2 separate regions of the Homo sapiens genome follow, and region 2 is linked to region 1. A link is a loop called in an ENCODE intact Hi-C map of the cell type or tissue named here. Cell type or tissue: PC-3. All regions are shown on one strand. Each heading gives the region's core, and the rest is flanking DNA. Links, peaks and the distances in the headings are about the cores only.

Region 1 (4,404 bases), core at 321-4,320:
GGTAATGCTGCTTGAACACAGAGTAAGCAATTAACAAATATTAACTTTTTGGAGAGAGTAATAATAGGAGTGAAGAGAGGAAAATTTTCACTGTTACCAGGGCAGCCCTGATGAAACAGCTGGGAAAGGTCTTTTCCTAGACCCCTATTAATGGGCACATCTGCTTAAAGAAACTAGACAGCCTGGGATGATACCAGAGCTCCGGAAACAACTCAAGTTACTGGTGACATTTCCATTGAGAAAGAAGAAAATATTTACTTTTAAAATAGTCTTTAACTTAGAAATCATTTGAATACTTATTTAGAAAATCATAGTTAAAAGTTATGGAAAATAAAGCCACTTAAGTTCCACCCCCACCTAAGTATTTACTTAAGTGTAACATACACATAGAAAAGTACAAAAATCATAACATATAACATAAATTTTTCTGTATAATCAACACTCAAATCATGTTTTAACATTACCAGCATTATAGAAGCCTTCTCAGAGTCCATCAGTCACTTATCAACCATCAAAGGTAACCAATACCCAACTTCCTAACACTATGAATACATTTTATCTATGTCTGAACCATATTAAAATGAGATTATAGGATACATGCTCTTTTGTGAGTGGCTTCTTTTATTCATTGTTATTTTTTGTGAGATTTATTCAGGTTATTACATAATACAACAGCTAATCATTCTTAGTTGTACAGTATGCCACTGAATTAGAATATCACAGTGTGTCCATTCTACTGGTGACATAAATTTGTGTTGTTTCCAGTATGGTGCCATTACAATTAGTACTGTTAAGAACATTTCTTACACATCTTTTAGTGAACATATATATACGTATACACATATCTACTGATTGTATACTTGGAGTAGAACTGCTAGGTCAAAGAGTCGTGTAGGTTAAGCTTTAGTATACAGTGTCAAATAGACTTTCAAAACGATTATACGCACTTAGACTTTAAATAGCAGTATATGAGAGTTTCTGTAGTTCCATAGCCTTTTCACCACCTTATGTTATCCATCTTTTAACTTTAACCATACTCAAGGGTGTGTGGTGGTATATGATGGTATTAATTTGTACTTCTCTGATATAAGACTGCGTACCTTTTCATTTGTATTACCCATTTAGATATCTATTTTCATAATGCCTGTTCAAGATTTCTGCTCATTTTCTATTGGTCTTTTTATCATTTTTTTTTAAAGACATGGTTTCACTATGTTGCCCAGGCTGGTCTCAAACTCCTGGGCTCAAGCAATCCTTCCACCTCAGACACCTGAGTAGCTGGGATTACAAGGGTCTGTATTTTCTTATTGATGTATAGGAATTCTTTATATAGTCTAGCTACAGTCTTTTGTCATATGTATTACAAATACCTTTGCCAGTTCTGTGGCTTGCCTTTTCATTCTCCTAACAGTGCCCTTGGAAGAACAGAATTTTTCCATTCCAATAAAATCCAATTTTTCAGTTTTCTTCTTTGTAGTTAACATTGTTTTATGTCCACTTTAAGGAATCTTGGCTTACAGCAAGGTCAGGAAAGAGATTCACTCAGAAGAAAACAAAAGCTTTATTATTTTACTCTTCATGTTTGGACCAAATTTATCTGAAATTGATTTCTGTGTATGACGTGGAGTGGTCTTACTTGATTTTAAATCATTATTAGATTTACTAATCAGAATACAATTTCCAGTATGCCTTTATTTTTTCTTTCTTAATTTTTCTAGTTCCATTGATTACCTATATGTTGCAGTCATACTTTTTTAACCATGAGAAGACCATCTTGGTAAAAATGCTGTCTAAATAGTTCCCCTTCACTTACATGTATTTATAAAAGATCAGCAGAACCTACTAAATGTGCAGATTATATTGGGCAAAAAAGAAAAAAAAGTTCGTGATAGCATTAAGTGTGCCTCTGGTAAAGTATGGAGTGGTAAAAAACATGGGTTGCCTATAGAGGCAGCACAGTACTGTGTTGAGGATACATGCTTTGAAACCAGGAAGACATACATGCCTTCAAATCCCTGCTCTGTGGCCTCAAGTATCATTTAACTCCTTTAAATCTCAGAACTATAAGATAGAGATAAAACTACTTACTTTTCTGGATTATCATAAAAATTGAGTTAAACAATTTAGATAGAGTGCCCAGCACAGTTCCGAAGACCCATTTAATAAATGGCAGCCAGAATTATTTATCTGGCTGTTCAAAATACATGATAATTATAAAATTAAAATAGAAATAGAAAATTATAATTCTGCTGATAAATACTGATATAAAAGGAAGATAACTACATGCCACAACTACCAAGACACTGTAATTTGTTAACTTAGGAAGAAAAAAATGCTGTCCACATTTAATCCAGAACAATATCACATGTAAAAAAATGTGAATACTATAAAAAAAGTACCCTGCAACAAAATGTCATTATAACTGCATGTTATTAATTTATGAAAAAAATTCTTAAAATTTAAAGCACTCAGATACTCTGTTCAGTTTTAAAAAATCAACAAACCTTCTTCAAAAGACTTTCTAATTTTCTTTTGATTTAGCAAAAATTATTTAATATCATCAGAAATCTAGAGCCCTAAGGTCCATCACACACTGATGATCTGTTACATGCACAAGGCCAACAAAAAACAAATAACTGACAATCTGAAGTGAAGAAATTAAGGGGGAAAAATTAGAGTCTCGATGGTTCTAACCATAACAACAATAAAAAAATTGCTGTTGCATTATTATTTCACAAGTAGAAAGATAAAAGGAGCTAAGACCTAGAAGTATCATAGTAAACAGCACCCTCTTGTGCTTCAACTTTAAAATGATATAAAGTTTAAAGCCAATTTCAATATAACAGGTATCTAACTACTACTGAGTAGCTACTCAGGTGCCAGGGATATAAAACCAAAGACCTAAACTCTGTCCTCAAGGAATTCAAAAGCTGGTGGGAGAAAAATTACTTCCAATTTACAAAAAGAATAATATTTTAAATTGTCCTGCATTTTAATTACCTAGTATTCAAAAAATAAATATAAAAAGTAAATAGATTTCGAAAAATGCCTCCTCCAAATATAAAGAGTCCTCCTTTCCCATGCTATTCTAGTTATAAAACATGCTTGTGTTTTCTTTATCTTTACATCCAAGCCACAAAGAGTAACCTATACATCCAGGCCACAAAGAGTAACAGGTATCTATTATATGACAGCTTTGTAGTTAGTACTCAAGAGCACAAACTTTAGCATGTGTATACTTAAATTCTAGCCTTGCCTCTAACTCTGAGATCCAGGGCAAGTTATTTAACACTAAGCCTCAGTTTCTTATCTGGGCATAATAATGGTAACTATATCATAGAGTTGTTTTAGTGATTAAATGAATAAATATAAAGGGCTTACAACAATGTCTCACAAAAGAAAACACTCAATATACATTAGCTAGTATTATAATACCAAACACACGGAGAAATAAAAATGTACACAAGATAAAATAAAAATACCACAAATTACCCTTAAACAATACCACTTATTTGGCAGACCCCTTTTTGAGTTTCTAAGTAAAAAAAAAAATTGGTTTCTGGGTTTAGAAATTTCTGTTAAAATTCAGGAGAAACAGATCCTGCTGTTTTGAATCTACAATAATAAATGAAAAAAAAAAAGGGTTACACTGACATGTTATAAGATACGAAAAGTCTTTAGTGCAAAAATAGGAGGCATAAATTTAAGGATACTAATATGCTGAAGCCAAAAAATTATTTTTTTATCACCAGCAAGATGTTCTAGAGAGAAATATCTTGGTTTAACTCAAACCAATAACTAAAAAATACCATTACAAATATTGAATGTACCAGCAGAGCTAGGGAAGACAAACTGAACGTAAAATCACATCATTTACCTTTGAAGAACAATTATGAATGTAGCCTAGGTACACTCTCCAATAGGTACCCACTGCATGTACTATTAAGAATCTTTAAAGTATGGTGTTTAAGATATGTAAATAGCACTTGACTCAATATATGACTGCATTCTGGACTGGATTTCTATTAAACCTCACTTGGACACTCACATGCCAGTGATGACAATGTTAGCAAAAACAGTCATTTATTGTGCATTTACTATGTACCATGCACTTAACACATAATGAACTCAACGTCAATATAGAGAAATTAAGAGCTGAAGAAAGGACCATCTACCTTCTATATCATGTCATAATAATTCTGAAAGAGTTTACATTAATGATTCCTTCTCTGTGATTTATAGAAAGTTAATTATAATAACAGCTAGCATTTACTTGGTACAGGTGATCTTTGAACAACAGTGGGGTTGGGATGCTGACTCTCCACACAGTTGAAAATCTGCGTACAACTTTTGACTCACTAAAAACCTAACTACAATGGCCTGCTGTTGACCAGAAGCCTTACC
Region 2 (4,404 bases), core at 178-4,177, 53 kb before region 1:
AGAAAGAAATAAAGGGTATTCAATTAGGAAAAGAGGAAGTCAAATTGTACCTGTTTGCAGATGACATGATTGTATATCTAGAAAACCCCATTGTCTCAGCCCAAAATCTCCTTAAGCTGATAAGCAACTTCAGCAAAGTCTCAGGATACAAAATCAATGTACAGAAATCACAAGCATTCCTATACACCAATAACAGACAAACAGAGATCCAAATCATGAGTGAACACCTATTCACAATTGCTACAAAGAGAATAAAATACCTAGGAATCCAACTTACAAGGGATGTGAAGGACCTCTTCAAGGAGAACTATAAACCCTGCTCAATGAAATAAAAGAGGACACAAACACATGGAAGAACATTCCATGCTCATGGATAGGAAGAATCAATATCGTGAAAATGGTCATACTGTCCAACGTAATTTATAGAGTCAATGCCATCCCCATCAAGCTACCATGACTTTCTTCACAGAATTGGAAAAAACTACTTTAAAGTTCATATGGAATCAAAACAGAGCTCGCATTGCCAAGACAATCCTAAGCCAAAAGAACGAAGCTGGAGACATCATGCTACCTGACTTCAAACTATACTACAAGGCTACAGTAACCAAAACAGCATGGTACTGGTACCATACAGATATGTACACCAATGGAACAGAACAGAGGCCTCAGAAATAACACCACACATCTACAACCATCTGATCTTTGACAAACCTGACAAAAACAAGAAATGGGGAAAGGATTCCCTATTTAATAAATGGTGTTGGGAAAACTGGCTAGCCATATGTAGAAAGCTAAAACTGGTTCCCTTCCTTACACCTTGTACAAAAATTAATTCAAGATGGATTAAAGACTTAAATGTCAGACCTCAAACCATAAAAACCCTAGAAGAAAACCTAAGCAATACCATTCAGGACATAGGCATGGGCAAGGACTTCATGAATAAAACACCAAAAGCAATGGCAACAAAAGCCAAAATAGACAAATGGGATCTAATGAAACTAAAGAGCTTCTGCACAGCAAAAGAAACTACCATCAGAGTGAACAGGCAACCTACAGAATGGAAGAAAATTTTTGCAATCTACCCATGTGACAACGGGCTAATATCCAGAATCTACAAAGAACTTAAACAAATTTACAAGAAAAAAATCAAACAACCCTATCAAAAAGTGGGCAAAGGATATGAACAGACACTTTTCAAAAGAATACCTTTATGCAGGCAACAGACACATGAAAAAATGCTCATCATCACTGGTCAGCAGAGAACAGCAAATCAAAACCACAATGAGATACCATCTCAGGCCACTTAGAATGGCGATCATTAAAAAGTCAGGAAACAACTGATGCTGGAGAGGATGTGGAGAAATAGGAACACTTTTACACTGTTGGTGGGACTGTAAACTAGTTCAACCATTATGGAAGATAGTGTGGTGATTCCTCAAGGATCTAGAACTAGAAATATCATTTTATCCAGCCATCCCATTACTGGGTATGTACCCAAAGGATTATAAATCATGCTACCATAAAGACACATGCACAGGTATGTTTATTGCGGCACTATTCGCAATAGCAAAGGCTTGGAACCAACCCAAATGTCCATCAGTGATAGACTGGATTATGAAAATGTGGCATATATCCACCATGGAATACTATGCAGCCATAAAAAAGGATGAGTTCATGTCCTTTGTAGGGACATGGATGAAGCTGGAAACCATAATTCTGAGCCAACTATCACAAGGACAGAAAACCAAACACTGCATGTTCTCACTCACAGGTGGGAACTGAACAAAGAGAACACTTGGACACAGGGCAGGGAACATCACACACTGGGGCCCGTTGTGGGGTGGGGGAATGGGGGAGGGATAGCATTAGGAGAAATACCTAACGTAAATGACAAATTAATGGGTGCAGCAAACCAACATGGCACAGGTATACATATGTAACAAACCTGCAGGTTGTGCACATGTACCCTAGAACTTAAAGTGTAATAAAAAGAAAAAAAAAGAAATTGAAACTTAAGTACAATATGATTCATATAGGTTGCTATTATTATTATCATTATTATTTTAAGTATGAGCTCAGATGACTCAACCTGAAGTAAAGATTCCTAGCAGCTCAGGAGCTCTGCTATGAGAGGAGTGTCCATGAAACGCTCGGGCCGACAGTTCACATCTTCTCCTTCTGCCCTTCCTCCCCCTGCCCCAGTGTGCAAGTTGCTCAGAACGCTCAGCTGTGAGCATCTCTCAGCTGTGAGCCGATTCTTCCTAAAATAACTAGAACAGTCCCCTATGTTTTCCACATGGGATATCAGTGCTCTTCTCACATTTTTTTAAGCCTCGATCTTGATATTTTAATTCATTTTCCATTTCATTTCTGTAAGACTTTCCTGGTTGTGAAATGTTAGTGTGGTCAGTTCATGTTTCATTAACTTCCCCTCAAGCCTATGGAGATTTCTAGTTTGCTAAGGACATGTAGATATGGCCAGGCCCACAAATGTTGACTGTACACTGACTCTAACAAAATTCAAGGGGAATTTCCAATGTGGTGAGAAAGGCATGTCCTACTGACAGGAAGAGGGAGGGAAAGGGTGAAGCTGAAACATAAGCAACTTCCTAGGAGCGGCAGTGTCTAAGGAATGCATTAAGGAAGAGGGACTGCCAGCTGGGCGCGGTGGCTTATGCCTGTAATCCCAGCACTTTGGGAGGCTGAGGCGGGTGGATCACGAAGTCAGGGGTTCGAGACCAGCCCGACCAACATGGTGAAACCCCGTCTCTACTAAAAATACAAAAATTAGCTGGGCGTGGTGGCGGGCGCCTGTAATCCCAGCTACTCAGGAGGCTGAGGCAGGAGAATTGCTCGAACCCGGGAGGCGGAGGTTGCAGTCAGCCGAGATCGCGCCACTGCACTCCAGCCTGGGCGACAGAGCGAGACTCCGTCTCAAAAAAAAAAAAAGAAAGAAAGAAAGAGGGACTGCCAAGAACATGGTGCACTTGTTAGTCCCATAAGAGCAGAGCACAGCCTCAGCATTGTTACCTCTGGATAAGAACATGCATGAATTCAGAGACCAGGAAGTTCCAGTCTCTTCAAGGATTAAGTCAGAGAATCTTAAGGGATAAGAGTCTGGCCATACAGTTCCAGGAAGAAGCTCCAACATCTGTTCCATCTGTGTCTGGGCCCAGATTGGGACACCATGAAGCCAACTGGCAAAATGTATTATTTCCCCTGGCCAGAAACATAGCATCTTTAGAAATGTAAATTCTCCTTGACTTTTCTCCCTATTCCATATGTTGTTTTCATTATTGGGTTTTGTTTTTCTTCTTATCAGATTTTCTTCCTAACTACTTCAAACCTTGACCTTGGACACACCTCAAAAAGAAAAATGCTGCCACCACCGATTCTGTGAGCCTGGAAGACGGTAGCTTTGGGAGGCAGGACGAATAAAGTTTTCTTCAAGGTCATATATTACTTCATAGTGGAGCTGGGGTTCTGCAATCCCTGTGGTGCCTAACACAGAGCTTTGTACACAGGAGACATTACAGAAATGTGTATTTGCTAATTGTAGGTGAATTCCTGAAAGTTGTGTGTGAATTCCATTTTTATAAATTGAATAATACTTTTAAAACATATGGGGGGCATGTTTAAAAGAATACTGCATTGGATCATTTTGTAAAATGAATATCTACCTCAATTTATCTATTTTGCCAGCAGAATTAGGTTTATCAGTTTTCCTAAAAACTGAGCTGAAGGATGTGTGCAGTGGCTCATGCCTGTAATCCTAGCATTTTGGGAGTCTGAGGTGGGTGGATCTCTTGAGGCCAGGAGTTCAAGACCAGCCTGGCCAACATGGTGAAACCACATCTCTACTAAAAATACAAAAATTAGCCAGGTGTGGCGGTGCACGACTGTAATCCCAGCTATTGAGGTGGCTGAGGCAAAAGAATCCCTTGAACCCTGGAGGCAGAAGTTGCAGTAAGCTGCGATTGCTCCTCTGTACTCCGGCCTGGGTGACAGAGGGAGACTGTCTCAAAAAACAAAAACAAAAAGTGAGTATGAAAATCCTTTGTTCCTCATCTGCAACATGAAGGGCTTAGACTCTTGGATTGATCTTGATTATTTCTACCAGTACTAAAATTCTGCAGTTTAAAAATCTAACTCCAATTAACACAAAATTTTGAAAGGTGAGAGATCTGGCCACCTTTGCTGCTTTGAGGTGTAGGAGAAGACAAATAAATTTTTCTTCAACCCTCATAGGTTCTTAGTTAGAACAGCTCCCTGTAACAAAAGGCAGATTAACAAGAGAAAAACAAGCAGATGTTTATTTATATATATATTTCATATATACATGGGAGACTCCCAGGGAACGAGTAGTTTTCAAAAAGGTGGCTTTGAATTCCAGCTAAATAGCAT

The links. A loop is a pair of places that touch in the nucleus more often than their neighbours do. Peaks named below come from ENCODE experiments on the same cell type or tissue, not always from the same donor. Only the 100,000 strongest peaks of a DNase experiment are listed, where the experiment ranks them.
Region 2: a loop joins it to region 1, with 4 times the contacts of the local background. A loop is called at or near these places in 1 of 110 quality-filtered maps.

What each region holds. Positions count from the first base shown.
Region 1 is chr5:115,886,602-115,891,005 of GRCh38, reverse strand. The region is part of intron 3 of AP3S1 (adaptor related protein complex 3 subunit sigma 1); the gene reads right to left. Among named protein-coding and RNA genes, the nearest start is that of AP3S1, 47 kb to the right of the region's middle. In PC-3, for the core only: CTCF peaks have their summits at 2,546 and 2,754; no DNase peak of the experiment used is centred there.
Region 2 is chr5:115,939,337-115,943,740 of GRCh38, reverse strand. No RefSeq gene overlaps it. Among named protein-coding and RNA genes, the nearest start is that of LINCADL, 15 kb to the left of the region's middle. In PC-3, for the core only: no CTCF peak of the experiment used is centred there; DNase peaks (open chromatin) are centred at 2,150 and 2,540; H3K4me3 peaks cover 530 bases; H3K27ac peaks cover 1,789 bases.